Linked DNA regions of Mus musculus: region 2 is linked to region 1. The links are chromatin loops, found by intact Hi-C in ENCODE. Cell type or tissue: heart. All regions are shown on one strand.

What was found. A loop is a pair of places that touch in the nucleus more often than their neighbours do. Peaks named below come from ENCODE experiments on the same cell type or tissue, not always from the same donor. Only the 100,000 strongest peaks of a DNase experiment are listed, where the experiment ranks them.
Region 2: a loop joins it to region 1, with 3 times the contacts of the local background. A loop is called at or near these places in 5 of 42 quality-filtered maps.

What each region holds. Positions count from the first base shown.
Region 1 is chr5:74,531,988-74,539,987 of GRCm38, forward strand. It overlaps Fip1l1 (FIP1 like 1 (S. cerevisiae)), which reads left to right and starts at 3,504. Exons shown (of 18, transcript NM_001159573.2): 1 at 3,504-3,774; 2 at 4,814-4,858; 3 at 4,955-4,994. The coding sequence starts at 3,693. In heart, a CTCF peak has its summit at 3,700; a DNase peak (open chromatin) is centred at 3,494; H3K4me3 peaks cover 2,734 bases; H3K27ac peaks cover 2,245 bases.
Region 2 is chr5:75,039,995-75,047,994 of GRCm38, forward strand. Chic2 (cysteine-rich hydrophobic domain 2) reads right to left here and starts at 4,647. Exons shown (of 6, transcript NM_028850.5): 1 at 4,186-4,647. The coding sequence starts at 4,304. In heart, no CTCF peak of the experiment used is centred here; DNase peaks (open chromatin) are centred at 4,117, 4,647, 6,807 and 7,237; H3K4me3 peaks cover 2,236 bases; H3K27ac peaks cover 1,981 bases.

The DNA.
Region 1 (8,000 bases):
ACCTGGTCTGAAGCAAAGTACTTCCCCCATCTGAACTTGGAGAAGCCAAACAACTACTGCAACGTAATAGTTGGTCTTGTGTAGGTTATCTTCTGCGTTGGTGCACTCCAGCCTCGTGAAATACCTTTTGGGACCAGCAAGATGGCTCATAAGGCTAAAAGCGCTTGCAACACAAGTCGTATGACCTGAGTTTGATCCTTCGGACTCAATGTAGAAAAACAGGACCCGGAAAAATTGTCCTCCATGTGCCAATTGTGGAAAACGCACAATCACCCATCCCCAACACACACACACACCACATACACAGAGAGAGACAGAGACAGACACACAGAGAGAGACAGAGAGATCCTGTCTCCACACAGTCAAAAGGCTTTGGGGTCCATTTCACAGCTACTAAGATGAGAATTGGGTTGAGGAATAGATATACTGATCTACACATCTCAGTTTAGAACCTGTTTTATTATTATTATTATTATTATTATTTAATTGTGGAAACATGCATGAGATAAAAAAATTTAGTAATTTACTGTTCTAATTGTGTGTGTGTGAGTGAGTGTGTGTGTGTGTGTGTGTGTGAGTATGTGTGGACAGGATCTCATTGTGCAGCCCTAGCTGTCCTGGAACACATGATGTGGATCAGGTTCGTTGCAAACTCACAGAGATCTGCTTGCCTCTGCCTTCCTAGTGCTTGGATTAAACGTGTGTGCCACCATGTCCACCATTAGTCATTTTAAAATGTACAGTTCGGAAACATTAAAAAACATTCATGCTGCTGTACAACCAATCTTTGGAACTTTTTATTTTGCAAAATCAAAATAGTTTCAAAACTATATACCCTTTAAATAACAATTGCCACCCTCAACCTCAGCTCCCTGCACCCCCCCCCCAGCATTTGTCAGCCTCTACTTTAATCCTGTTCTCTTTGCATTGGCACTGTGGGTCTTATAATTGGGTCCCTGTACTATCTGCTTTATTGTGATTAACTTACTTCACCTAACATCATTCATCTAGTTGTGACACATGGCAATTGCTTTCATTTTAAAGTTTTATTCGTGTGTTTCTGTGTGTGAGAGAGTGTGTGTGTATACAGTTGGGTTTTGACCTCCCTAAAGCATATGCCACCATACCTGGTCTCTTGGCATGATTTGAGCAGTAATCTATTCATTGTCTAATTCTTATAGCTAAGCACTCCTTTTCATTACTTCTCAAAAGTATACTTCACAGCCGGGTGGTGGTAGGTGGTGGCGTACTCCTTTAATCCCAGCACTCGGGAGGCAGAGGCAGCAGATTTCTGAGTTCGAGGCCAACCTGGTCTACACAGTGAGTTCCAGGACAGCCAGGGCTACACAGAGAAACCCTGTTTCAAAAAAAAAAAGTATACTTCATATTAAATGATATCATTATTATTGACATTGTTCTGAGATGGAGTCTTACTCTGCTAGCCTGAGTCAAGCTCTAGCCCTGGCCTCCAGAGGACCTGGAAGGACAGGATGCACTGCCAGGCCTGGGTTAGCAGCAACATCACCATCATCATTGCTTAGAACAGCAATAAATAATGAGATGGCAAATAAGTATACTCAGGATAAATGTGATATTGTAGTGAGATGAGTTCATAATATAAGAAGCAAGAGACAGTCTATAAAATAGTCAAATTATTTAATGTCAAAGTTTCCCATGGCAAATGGAGAGATTAATCCTAACCAAGGAAGCATATCCATACAAGGATTCAGTTTAGGAGGAAAGAAGGAAGGAAGAGGCTTTGAAGGATGGTCATTAGAGCTTTATGAGCTTCTCTGCTTTGTAGAAATCATTTTCAAAGCTTAGCTCAAGTGCTACCTCCACCACGCAGGCCTCCTACCGCATTCACCACCATTCATTAATCAACTCGTTGTTGATGTCTAAACTCTTTGTCTAGACAATGATTTGAAAGACAAACTCTTTTCCAGACTGGAAAGAAAAGCAATTCACTCTGCAAAAGACAATCAACTCTCTCATGAAACCACCCAATTTTACTTTAGATGCACTTAACAGTGAGAATGGAGCTAACCACGGTGTGGTGGTGGTAACTGCCCACGGTACTCTCAAGCAGATAGTATCAAAGGCCAAAAGGATATGGTGCACCATACAACAGATGGAAGTGAAAGTTAAACAAGACGAAGGCAGATTTGGCCTAGTGAAGATTCTGGGGAAAGTGGCTATGTAGTCAATAAGACTTGTGGTCTAAAAGAGAGTTTAGCTCTGCTCTACTCCCCTCACCCCAACCCTGCTCACCCCATCTGCATACTCAGTTTATCTACATTTGCCTTTCACTCTACTCCAAATGCAGTTGGGTGCCTGGAACTTCTCTGTCTCTGGGCCTTTTGCATGTTCCTAATCTCCTTGTCAAGTAGCCCCCATGCAGAAACCCACAGAGCTTACAGCCCTTCTCCATTAAGGGATCTACTTATTTTAATTAATTAATTAATTACCACGTGATATTAGATTATACCTCCCTTTTAATCACTTGGCCGTGGGTCTTTTTACAGCTACTATTATTTTTAAATCCTTATCAACATGATGTGTCTATCATCTTCCATTAGAATAAAGGCTTCATGAAAGAAAGGATTTTTTTTTTAACCGCCAATCTATATAGTCTTGAAGAGTTCCTAGTACTTGGGTAGACTTTCATACATATTTGTTGAATTCAGGGAAGATTTTTACGAGGAAATTGTACACAGAAGTTGAAACAATTTAAGAATTTCCTACAGGGGAACAGGGCATAGCAAACAAGAGTTCAAAACTAAGAAGAATTAAAACCCTCGTGATCTACTCAGGTAACGAGGAATCAAGTGATACAGATAAAGTCTAACGCTCGACCCTCCTCATCAATCACTAATTAAGAAAATGCCCTGCAGGTTTGTCTACAGCCCGATCTTATGGAGGTATTTTCACAACCAAGGTTCCCTCCACTCAGATGACCAGTTTAAGTAACTTAAATAAAACTTTCCGGCCACAGAGTCTCCCTGTATAGCCCAGGCTATCCTGGAACTCACTATGTAGACCAGGGTGACTTGTCTCTGCCTACCAAGTGCCACTATGCCCAATACTAATAATTTTTTAAACAAAGAGAACGCATCCTTTATATATTAAATTTTTCTTTTGTTGGTTGTTAAAATTTCGACGAATTGACAATTGTGGTTCAGTCAAACCCGTGCGGGATGCTGGCCTTCAGGATTTTAAAATAGACTAGTGGAGGGAGAAAGGCAACAGGGACAGAAAAGAACAATGGTGTAGCAAAGGGAACTGGGGAGTGGGAGGAAGGTTGGGGGAAGGGAACTTCAAAGAAGACCAGAAGCCCCAGAGAAAGCCACTCTTGAGAAGCTAAGCTAGAATCCTTGGGGTGGGGCGGGGAGGGGGAGGAGCCAATCGCGCGGCGCTTGCGCAATGAGAGGCCCAGGTGCCCGCCGCCGCGGAAGCGTAACCACCTAGAGACGCCGCGCCGCTTGGGTGCCTGCGGCGCATGCGCAGACGGATCGGTCGCTGACTCTTCAGGGTCGCCGCCTCCACCGAGGTTGGCCCCAGATTTGAGTCTCGCGCTCTTCGTTCGCTTACCGGCGGCTTCCCTCCCATTCTCGCGCCCTGGGACGGCGAGGCTGGAAAAAGGGGTTGAGAGAGCTGTTGGCCGCCGCCTTTAACTTGTGCGTGGGGCGGCCATGTCGGCCGGCGAGGTGGAGCGCCTGGTGGAGCTGAGCGGCGGGACCGGAGGGGATGAGGAGGAAGAGTGGCTGTATGGCGGTACGGAACTTCCTGTCTGTCTCCCCGGTTCTCTCTGGCCTTCCTCCCAGCGTTTCAGGCCCAGGCGTCCGAGGCCTCTCGTATTGGCCCTAACCGGCCTTGGTTAGGCCGAGTGCGGCCTGCTCCCGGCCTTCGCCCGGACCCGCAGGCACTCACCGCGCGGTGGACGCGGGCCAAGGAGGCCGGGCAGCCCTGCGTCGCCCTCCTCCGCACCGCCCGGGCCTCCTCGCTTCTGCGCTCTCTATTCATGCTCTTTATCGATTCTGAGCCGCTTTGGTGTCTCTCTTGCTCAGTGGCTATGGGGTGCCCCTCCTCGTCCCTTTCTTTCAGAAACCGTCATTCTGTAATAGCAGCTAAATAAAGTCAGTGCAATGAAACTAACGTCTTGTTTCTTGATGGTCAGTTTGTATGGGATGCACCTGCAAGGGTACCTCCTTGTCTGAAAGTCGTGCTTTAAAAGTATTAATTAAAAGAAACAGATGAAATACACTGTGGTCCATAAAGAAAACCCTGAATTGTGGCCTGTATTAAGGTGAAGTGTTTTGTTTTTGTTTTTATTTTTTGTTTTTTGCTTTTTAAAGAGCCCTGTATAGTCCACGTCATAGTTGTATCTCGTGACTCTTCCCATAGGCTTGTATTCGGTGTTTTGTGTTTGTGTCCCCAAATTTAATGCGTCATGTACTTTGTTTTTGTAGGGGACATGTCTGATGTCTGAGTTTTAACTTTAAGTCGTAATCCCCCTTGGCTGTTATACCAGATTTGAAAGTATTTTGTTCTTTCCTAGAGCATACATTCTTGACATAAATTTCATAGATTATATAAAAGTGAACGTTAGCGTCTTAAGCAGCCTTTTAGTAATGAAACTCCGATAAACTTGTAAAATTGATTATTTCTTTAGTGGAAAGACAGCATCGGTACTACCCTTAAAATGTGAAATGTGTGGGGTTTCTCTTAGCATGATGTGTAAATCCCCTTGTATTTCTTTCCATAAGAGATGTGTCTTGCTTATGAAGTGATCTAACTTTGGCTATGCTTGTAGGCCCGTGGGACGTGCATGTGCACAGTGACTTGGCAAAGGATCTAGGTTAGTGCTTGTGATCTTCCCTTCAGATTTCTATACTACTTGTTGCTTAAGCTTGGTTTCTTTATTTACTTTATTTTATTTTATTTTATTTGGTAGATGAGAATGAAGTTGAAAGGCCAGAAGAAGAAAATGCCAGGTTGGTGAACTCTCTCCTGTTGATGTCTTACACAGATTGCGATTCTAGCAAGTTGTCTACTGTTTGATCATAATCCTTGGCGAAATTGCATTTTGACCAAAGTTGAAGGACTGTTTCTACTTGTGGACCAATCCTGTCCTGTTTTCTAGTAACGTATAGGACAATTTTTTGAGTTATTAGGTACTTGCCAACTTTTCACTGTAGAGTAACTTTCACCCTTAATTGAGCTTAGAGGTGTACACAACATAGTTGGGTTTTTGTTTTGTTTTGTTTTTCAAGACAACGTTCTCTGTGTAGTGTGCATAGCCCTGGCTGTTCTGGAACTCACCTTGTAGAGCGGGCTGGCAAGAAGATCCACCTGCCTCTGCCTCCCACGTGCTGAGATTAAAGGCAAGAGCAACTTTATCTGGCTGAGTGTAGTTGTTAAATTACTAAGAAAAAAAATAATTTACTGTAAGAATTAAAATAACTAAAAATTGTTGCTTTCATAGTTTGTTAGTGTTTTTATAGTGTCACTTACTTTTGGTATAATTTCTTATTTTTCTTTTCTTTTCTTTTCTCTTCTTTTCTTGGAAACAAGCTCTTACTGACAGGCCTGGAATTCCCTTTGTAGACTAGGCCAGCCTTGAACTCAAAGACATCTGTCTGACTGCCTCCTAGAGTGCTGAGATTAAAGACGCGCCACTATGCTTGGTTTGGCTGTAAACTAGTGCTTTATATTTTAAATTCATAATGGAACTAGTTTTTGAAAGGAAACTATGCTTGCTACTATACCATGAACAGAATGGATGCTATTTTTTTAATGTTGATTTTCTTTGTTATTATACAAAACAGTATTTTACAGAGTGTCCAAGGAACCAGACATTTACTCAGAATGTCACTACATCTAATGCATATAAGTACATGTCGTGTTAGCTTTAGTTTGATCTGGTGACTGTCTGAAATGATGAGGGGAGGAGTGATCTTGAACAGAGCAATTAAGGGCCAGAGAAATGGCCCAGTTGGGGACATTCATGCAGCATAAGATGTGGACATGAATGAATACATTCTAGGAGAGACTTAAGACAGTTAGTACTCACTGTCTACTCTATTGTTGAACTCTAGGTTCAGTGAGAGACTGGAAGAGGGATTTGGAAGATACCTGATGCCTTTGGCTTCCACATGGCTTCCACATGTATTCCCCCCTCTCCCCCCGCCCCAAACACACACATACACACGAAGCATTTAAAGAAGATTTAGGTTTTCAGAGTGGAGGAATTAATGCTTCAGTCCTAGCATGATAGCTCTAATCCAAAAGGCAAATAGCTCTAATGAAGACATGGAGAACCTGGGCTGTTTGTACACTGTTGCTGCTATTATAAAGTGATGTCTCCTTGGGAGCTTCCTCAGATGTTTAAACAGTTATAATGAATTAAGCAGTCCTACTCACTTTAAATTAGAGAAATAAAAACATACATGAACACAAGAATTTGAACATTAGTGTTCTTAGCATCAATCATAGCTGGTCCGTAAAATGGAAACGACCTACCTGTCCACCAAAACAAATTAATAGGTTCATTGCAATGTACCCTTATGGAAGTATTTCCTGGTGGAAGGAAGGAAACTGAGTATTGACTTGCTACAGTATGAGTGAACACGTGACATGTGACATCAGTACATAAAGTTTCCAGAATAAGCAAATCCATAGAGAAGAAAAGGCCAGTATTGTGGGATAGGAGAAAATGGGGATGCCGGGTGATGTATACTTACTTCTTTTGGGAGGCTATCTATGTACACAGTCTAGGATTTCACAACATGATTGTTACACTGTGTACAGAGTCTATCCCTTTAAGTATAGTGTTTAAATGGGTGGATGTGAATTATGTCTTAATGGAGCTTCTAAAATGAACACAGGTGATGGAAATCCATTACAAGTAACTTCCTTTGTATCAGAAGAAAAAGAGATTAAAACATAGGATACATGGAAGTAAGGGAGTGAAAGTAGAAATAGCCTCCAAAGAGCTGAAATTTTTATGAGCTAATCCTTAACTCTGAGTTTTTATTATTTAACTATAATTCTAAGTTCAGTTTGTAGTTTGTTGTTTTGTTTTTAGTTTTCTGTGTGTTTGTGTTTTGCCTGCATGTATGTCCATGCTCCGCGTCCATGCCTGTGGAGAATAGAAGAAGGCATTGGCTCCCCTGGACTGTAGTTTGGGACTGATGGTTGTGAGCTGCTGTGTGGGTGCTGGGACTCAAACCAAGGTTCTGGAAGGGCAGCAGGAGCTCTGACCCTCTCCTTCCTCAAGGTTCCCTTTCATGGTACCCTTTCTTGAGTTCTCTGGGACACAGAATGGTAGTTGATTGGAGTTAACCCATTCCTGCCTCCTCTGAGTATTGCTGCCTGTGTTTGTTGTTGATTTCATTTGGAGTTCTCTGTGTGTCTCATCCCCGTAGGAGGGCATCCATGTTTACATTTTTTACTTTTTTAGAAAAAGCTTATAATTTTATTGTTCTTGGATCTTAATGGTGATGAGGACCTAAAAGTTCTAACGTATTATGTCTAATAGATCGGAAGGAGTTCAGACAAAATTAGGATACAGCTTGGTACATACCATTGCATTACTCTGCCTAGGACCCTGCTGTTGAAATTGCCTGCCCATCGTCGTCGTGACTGGCTCATTGCCGAAGCCTCTGTCCTTAATTGCATTGCATTGCACTGATCTCAGTGCCACCATGCTTTACTTGTCCTGCTTAGCTGGGTAGCTGACTAGAGCATGCTCTTCTGTGCAATGGAGCGCAGCCTGCAGGCGGCGTGCACAACACGAGAGAGCAAGACTTGTTTCTTGATCTCCGCAAGTTTATTTAAGCAAAAATATAAATTAAGAATTACAGTAGTACATTTATCTTGAGTCCTGTGTTATGGCAGGAAAATTTGAAGTTTCTATTTATAAATATCTGTAAAATGTCAAGAAACTGACTATGCTATAGTTCTGGAAGTATTTTTTGGCTAATGGCTTGAGTCACGTG
Region 2 (8,000 bases), 510 kb after region 1:
AAATTCATTTCCTCAACTTTTAAAAATTCTTTTATACAAACACATTCCTTAAGAGTTATCATCCTTATGAGACATCAAAGTAGGGTTGGAAAGATGGCTCAGTAAGCAAAGGTACTTGCTGCCAAGCCTGACCCATAGGAGCCCATAGGGAAGATGCCTTCCCCACAGGATCACATGCCCTCACACACACACACACACACACACACAGAGTAAAGAATATGCTCAAAAACAGCTTGAAATCTGAGATAAAGTTCTACAAACATTAAAATTATAAACCAGTGCCATCCAGCAAAGTCATTTGTATGTCCCTTTCACAGTTTCTGGGCCTGGCCCCTGGCTGGCTAAACTGTTCTTCAACATGGTCTGAGTAGCTACCAACAACTACTAAACCTAACTGGCTAGAAGCTGGCTGATCTTGGGCACCATGGCTTTGCTGTGGTTCTATCCCATCAAACAACATAATGAAGGTAGTTTAGAGTATAAAAGAAATAGGTTGGACTAAAATTAGTAAATACTGACATATTATGTGATATGTCTGGTAATGATCACACTGGTTCCTCTAGACTCAGCAGTATGTTGAGCTGTGACTGTCTATAAATACGGATCAGTTACGTCAGTGTGTTTTACATTGCTTATGCCCTTCCAATAAAGAGTATCAATCAGTTTGACCAGCAGTATCTAGTAAGTTTGCCACTTCTTTCTTCTTCCAGTCTTCCAAGTTATAGGTATGTATTTAGTATGAAACCATGGGAATTTATAATTTTCTTTTCCCATAAATGGTTTTTTCTTCAATATGTTTCTTCAAAAGATTTCTCCTAGCACATGCAAATCAAAAATAAAAAACATTACTCATCTAGAATATCTAGAAAGAACGTATCACAAAAGAATAAAATGATTTCTCAAATTAGAGTACTAGTGAGCTTATTAAGAAAAATTAGACGAAAAACCAAAAAAAAAAAAAAAAAGAAAGAAAGAAAGAAAGAAAGAAGAGAAGAGAAGAGAAGAGAAGAGAAGAGAAGGGAAAGGAAAGGAAAAGAAAAGAAAAGAAAGGACAAGACAAGACAAGACAGGCTCAACTGCAAAAGCAAGCACACAGGCAGACCTGAATCTTTTCAGTCTGACCTGGATTACAGACAGACAATACTGTAACCATTTATAATATTGTTTCTTTAAAAGTAAAAGGGAGAAATGCTTTAACCAACTCCTTAGCAAAAAGAGAAGTAAGCTTATGTGGTTTACTATAATTTTAATTTTTAAAGATTTGTTTATTTTATCTTTGTGTATGAGTGTTTTGTTGAGCCTGCTGTAATTGGAGTTATGGATGGTTGTAAGCTACCATGTGGGTGCTGGGAACCGAACCTGGTCCTCTGTAGGAGCAGCAAATGCTCTTAACTGCTGAGCCATCTTTCCAGCCCATGGTTCACTGTAATTATTAATCACTTTTCCGATTATACTTGAAAAGGAAAGTGAAACCGTTATAACATATAAGCACAAATTTCAAAGCCTCTTGTAGGTGCAAACTTGGCTACATAGTCTAGTATGCCTAACATTATGCATGATGGTCATACATAAGCTTTACATTATTATAGAATTCTGTATCACCACAAAACAGGGTTTGGCTTTTGCTGACCAAAAGTTGGTTCAAAGTAAAAAGAGAATTAGCTAAATGAACCACGGTTTGGTTTGAAAATGGCAATGTTGAATTCTTAATCTATATTTTACACAAATGTTTCTCAAAGCAGAGCGCCACCTGAGGAGGGTAATAACTAACAAAGGCTAGTGTTTCCTGAGCACAAGACACACACTCACGTATTCTCTGTATACATTATCTCACCCCTTAATCTGGAAAGGTATGAACTAAAGCTGTCATCCTGTGAACTGAGGAGACACAAGTGATTGATTTATATAAAAGTGGCAGAGGAAGGTTACTACCTATCAGAAGTGTCTAAGGGAGGTCACAAACATACTAAGGCTTCCTGCAAAGGTGGCAAACACCACCATCACTAGTGTCTGCAGCAGATTCCGAGGTACAATCAAAACCACCTCCAAGACCTTCCTCCAACCCCATCCAAGCCTATTCATGAACAAGAGCTCCACTCATATGTGGCCACTGGCCTGGAAAAAGAGGGCTGGAACACCAGCGGATGCTCCCCACATGATCTTAATGGGCAGATAAACTAGACTAAATGACTGTTAGTCCTGCAAATGGAAGTACTTTATTTCTAATGCTTATAATAATAAAGGCTAGTAGTTCCTGAGCACAAGCCAGGTGATTCTGAAAGACAAGATGAAAAGACCACTAATAATTACTTCACACACTTGTTAACCACTCCAAATAGTCAACTACAATCCAACTTTCTATCTGAGCACTTTGACTATTCTATTTCCCAACAACATGTTTAGCTTTTCTTCTTCTTGAACAGAAGAGACATGACAACTGCACTTGAACCTTATTTGGTTACTCTGAACCCAGGACAAGCACTCTAACACTGAGCTACATCTCCAGCCCTAGCTGAACCTCTGCAAATAAATTTCTGCCAGCTTTGATTTGACAGGAGGAGTTTAAGGATGACCACAGACAACATGAAAAAGTTCAGAAATCCTTTATGTAGCCCTGAAGACCAGGGGAGTCTGCAACTCACAGATCCACCTGCCTCTGCCTCCTGAGTACTGGGACTATCACTGTGTCGGTTTTTTGTTTGTTTGTAATTGCTTTTAAAAGCACCCATAGTCCTTAAGTTCAAAAGAAAAAGAAAAAAGTCCTAAGAGTTAAACTAAAAATTAAATAGCAGGTTATAACACTAAAAGCATTATGATATACATTTAAACTGTATTATTCATAATTAGCTATATTCCTTAATTAAGTTTGTGTTGACAGTTAAAACAGAGCAGTTATTATGGTGCGAAGTCCCATCTCCTTATCCAGGTACTGAAACAATGCTTATGCAGTGTTTTTACCCTGTTAAATCACCTAAATGCACACGTTAACAGGTGCGAAGACACCAAGGTGTTACATAAGCACACCCCAACAACAACAACAAGGCTAGTCAGGATGACTACACAAGGGCCGATCTTCTGAGGAGCCTCACTGTTTGACCGCCTTGCCCACAGCACGCCCCACTCACCCTACACCAAAAAACAATGACAAGCGCTCCAGACAGCTTCAGGCTCGCTGCCTTTTTCTATCAGTGATAAAGTGATATGCAAGTACAGGAAGTTTGAGCGATGACTTTTCAACTGGAGATAGCAGCTGCAAAGGAGTATCAATACCCTAAGTTGTACAAACTCCGGATTTTATCAGGGAAATGTTACAAAACTTCCTTCTTCCGGACAACTCATTATTTGCCCCAAGTCTACATTCCTTTATTAGTCACGACCTTTCAGAATGCTTTCATCCCTTATTGTTTGAATAATATTGGGACTTTTGATGTTGCTAATAAACCTTACAGGGGCCCTTATCAAAGAAGCCAACCTAGGTCCGTGTCCCAAAACAGACCGGATTACAGGAAACTCGGTACTTGTAATTCCTTGTAAACAGATGTATCCTCCTCTTTTTTTCCGTCCACCTGTATACTTCTATCATACATAATTGACAGCAACTCGAATCAGTTTTGCAGAAATTTACTCTTGAGGAACTGGGAAGCCCCTACGTGTTATGTGTGATAGACACACGACAGTGAATCTCATTTACCAACTGCCACTGGGATCTTAACACCTCAGATCTGACCTCTGAGCCATATGTCAATAGGCTGTAAGTCAGGCAGAGTCCCAAAGAATAACGGGGGTGTGGGGGGTGTTACAAAGATGGATCCCACAAGATGTGTGTGTGTGTGTGTGTGTGTGTGTGTGAGTGTGTGCACCTCTAGCCTGTACCGATGGCCCATCAGGCAGACCCTAAAGAGCCATCTTCCCGGCTGGGACCCCACACATCCCCGCGGGCCACGGGGCCTGCTCCGGGGCTGTGGGAGGGAGGGGAGGCAGTGTCTGTCCCCACTTGGGAGTCCTAAACAAATGGAAGCAGAGCAAGTTCTCACTTCCTGATCGCCGGAGCTTCCCCCAAGGCCCCCGTCCCGCGCCAGTCACCGGGGACGGGGGTTTAAGAAAAGGAGGACCCCCAGGGGTCCCAGGGCCCACCCCGCCCGCGCCTCGCCACCCGTCCTCGTCCTAGCCCTCGCAGGGCCTTACACGGTGACGTGACCGGAGCCGCGGACCACCACCGGGTCGGGCGAGTACTTGAGCAGCTGCTCCTCCAGGGCCCGCTCCTCGTCCTCCTCCTCCTCGTAGATTTCATCGAAATCCGCCATCCCGAGCCGGCGAGCCCCCCGCCCGGGGCCCTGGCTCTGGGGCGGCCGCGGGGAACGGCTGGTGAGGCGGCGGGCGCGGAGGCCGCGGAGCTGGCGCTCGGCAGTGTGGGCTCCGGCTACTGAGGAGACCTGGTCCCGGCCGCCGCCGTTGCCGCCGCCACCGCCGCCATTACCGTGGGCAGGAACAACAACACAATGTCAACATCCGCCGGGGCCGCCACCCCCGCCAGCGCCGCCGCCCGCGCCAGCGCCGCCGCCGTCGCCGCCGCAACTCCGGCAACCACAGCAACAGCCCGAGCCACCCGCAGCAGGAGCAGCCGGCTACCGCATCGCGAGACTTCCCGGGAGCGCGGGCGGGCGCGGGCGTGGGCGCGGGCGCGCGGGTGGGCGGGCGGGCGCGTTCACGCGGACGGTCTCGCGCGCTCCCGGGACGCCGGCCTCTTCCTCCGCTTCCACCCGGCGCGGCCCCGCCCTCCGGCTCCAGGGTCAGCGACCCGGAAGGCGGCGTCTGTGAGGATCGGGGGCGCTGACCCCGACTCGACTCCTAGAGCCAGGCTGGAGTAATCTGTAGCCCAAACAACGACAGCGGGCGAAGCCCCTGGCCGGACCAGAGAATCTGACTGCCGGTTTAATAAAACGTTTTTAGTCCACGATGCGAAGCAGAGTTGGTTGACTTTGCCAACTTGAGATTAACAAAGCAGTGCATTCTCTTTTTTTTTGTTGTTGTTGTTTGGTTTGGTTTGGTTTGGTTTGGTTTGGTTTGGTTTGGTTTGGTTTGGTTTGGTTTGGTTTGGTTTGGTTTGGTTTGGTTTGGTTTGGTTTTTCGAGACAGGGTTTCTCTGTGTAGCCCTGGCTGTCCTGGAACTCATTCTGTAGACCAGGCTGGCCTCGAATTCAGAAATCCCCCTGCCTCTGCCTCCCAAGTGTTGGGATTAAAGGCGTGCACCACCACTGCCCGGCAAACAGTGCTTTCCTGTCTACTGTCCTACCTGATTTTCCAAAATATCTCCAAAGCCAAATATTCTGTCCTTTTAGCCCAGGTTGTTTGTTTGTTTGTTTGTTTGTTAACAAGAAATCTCACCATCAATACTACCTAACAAAGTTGACAAGTTCTCTGTGTTCCAATTAAGAAGTTGCAGTTGTATGCTTCGTCTCTCTAGTGAAAAATGTTTTCTCCACAAGAGGGGATGGGGGAAGGGAGGAACAGTGGACTCATGGATCACCTTGGACCTGGTTTCACAATCAAGAGTCTGCCAAGCATCCAAACAACATAGGAACAGAACTGGACTCCTACGGCAAACTGGACCATGGGGTAACAAGAGTTCCTCATTGGTCTGGAAAGGAAAGAGGAGTTGTACTGGACCCAGTGTCCACAAACAGTTCTCTACGCAGTGTTCGCATCCTTCAAGTTCGTTTACGGGTCTTTGTCCAAGCAGAAAACGTACAAAGGTTAACATGAGAGTGGAAAATGCTGGACAACTTAATCCTGGAAAGATCTGGGGAAAAAAAAAAGGGCAGTGAGCTAGGCAGGGAAAAATAGTCGATGCGTCAGACTTATGCTTTCCCAGATTTATTCATTCAATAAACACTGAACCTACTGTGTGGTCAGCTGTGTGTGTGTGTGTGTGTGTGTGTGTGTGTGTGTGTGTGTCTGTGCGCGTGCACGCGCGACTATGTATGTTACAGTCTCTGGCAGTAACTTTTCTGTCATTAAGGCAAGCAACCATAATTCTCTAGGGGGGTGGGAGTCAGAGGGTATGTCAAAGGCTCCAATGGAGCATACACACAGGAGGCAGCTTAACTTGGTAGTTCTGAAGGCTGACTTTGAATCGCCCTCTATCATTTCCTATGGGACCCTGGCCAAGTCCTTTAACCTCTTGGTCTTTGACCTGTCACAGGAAGACAAAAGTGCGGCGTGGTAGCACACATCTATAAAACCCTAGCAGGTGGGAGATGGAGACAGGAAAATTAGGCATTGAACATCACTCTATATAGCCAGTTTGAGCTATAATAGAGCCTTGTCTCTAAAATAAAATAGATATAATAGTACCTATCCCTTGGGCTACTTGACAGAGTCTCTTGATGTACGTGGAATGCTTAGAAGAGGGATATATAGTCACAACAGGAAACATTCTTGATTCTTCCCCGCTTCTCTGCCATGAAGATCACCACGTTCCTTTGGCATTGTGTAATGTTTCAGTGTCCGTGAAGTATTATTAGTTTCAGAGACCCTATGTGAACTTGCTCTTGATCCCGTGTGTATGTGTGTATTTAATACTCTCATTCAGGACTTCAACTTCAACACATTGGCTGCAGAGAGTTCCTGAGCCTCCTCCTTGACAGTAATCAAGAGCCCAGTGGCCACATTCAAAGAGTGGCTGCAGAAAGGATGAGGGAGGAGGAGGAGGAAAATGGGTCTGTTTCGGTCATGGGCCACACCCTGCATGCTGTGTACAACCCAGAATCCACCTCTCAGTCAACACAGCCGCTGAGCATCACCCAGCTGACAACTTTCCAAGGACAGAAGAAACTGGAAGAGCCCCTTCTTTCTCCAGCACCCTCCACAGATCCGTCTTCAGAGGAGAACCTACAAGAATGTTTTCTGAATGGAGATGGATCATGGCTGGCACTGCCGGCAGAACACTGGGAGTTAATTAGGCGGCAGAGGACTGGCAAGAAGCTCACTCTCGCAGCACTGACTTTGCGTGGGAGGAGCACTCTGGCTGGACTCCGACAGAGAGATCGGTCTGACTCCCATTGCCGAGGTGTGAAGAGAAGTCATTGTTTTTAGTTGTTTTCTTTCTTTTTGACTCTTCTTCCGGTTTGGGGGGGCGGGGGGGGAACCTGCTGGTGTCAGTAAAGGGGCTCGAGACCTGGGAGCAAGGCCAAGAGGGCGAGGAAGGATGAGTCAAGCATTTCTCTATAATAGTTGACATCATAATTCCAAACTCCACCCCCAACACTCCAGGATTGCTTCCTGCCAAATGACTCCCTCCGCCTTTCCTGAGTATGAACCAGTCTTTGTCAAAATGTTCCCCCTCTCCTGTGCCCACAGTACACACCCCTGCAAACATGTCTCTTCTTTTGTATACCTCTTCATGCTCCTCACGTTCACATGTTCCTTCAGATCAACTGGCTTAAAACAAACAGGACAGCTCAGTAACCCCAGGAGCCAAGACTTTAGTTGCTATTTGAGGCGGGGAGTGGGGGTGGGATGGGGGTGAGATGGCAACTCACTTCATAGCCCAGGCTGGCCTAGAACCTGTCATGTAGCCCAGGTTGGCTTCAGATGTGTGGCAATACTCTTGTCTCATCCTTCTGGGTGGCGAGGAGCCTGTCATTCATAGATTTAAGACCTCCAACGAGTCAAGCAATGGTGGCACATGCCTTTAGTCCCAGCACTCATGAGGCAGAGGCAGTCAGATCTCTGTGCGTTCAAGGCCAGGTTGATCTACAATTCCAGGGCAGCCAAGGGTAGAAAAAGTAACCCTGTCTCAACCCCCATACATGTTATTTATTTATTTATTTATTTAGGCATTGGTGTTTTGCCTGTATATATGTTTGATATGTTTGTGTGAGGGTGCTGGATCCCCTGGAACTGGAGTTATAGACAGCTGTGAGTTGTCGTGTGGGTGTTGGGGATTGAACCCAGTTCCTCTGGAAGAACAGGTAGTACTTTTAATTGCTGACTCTCCA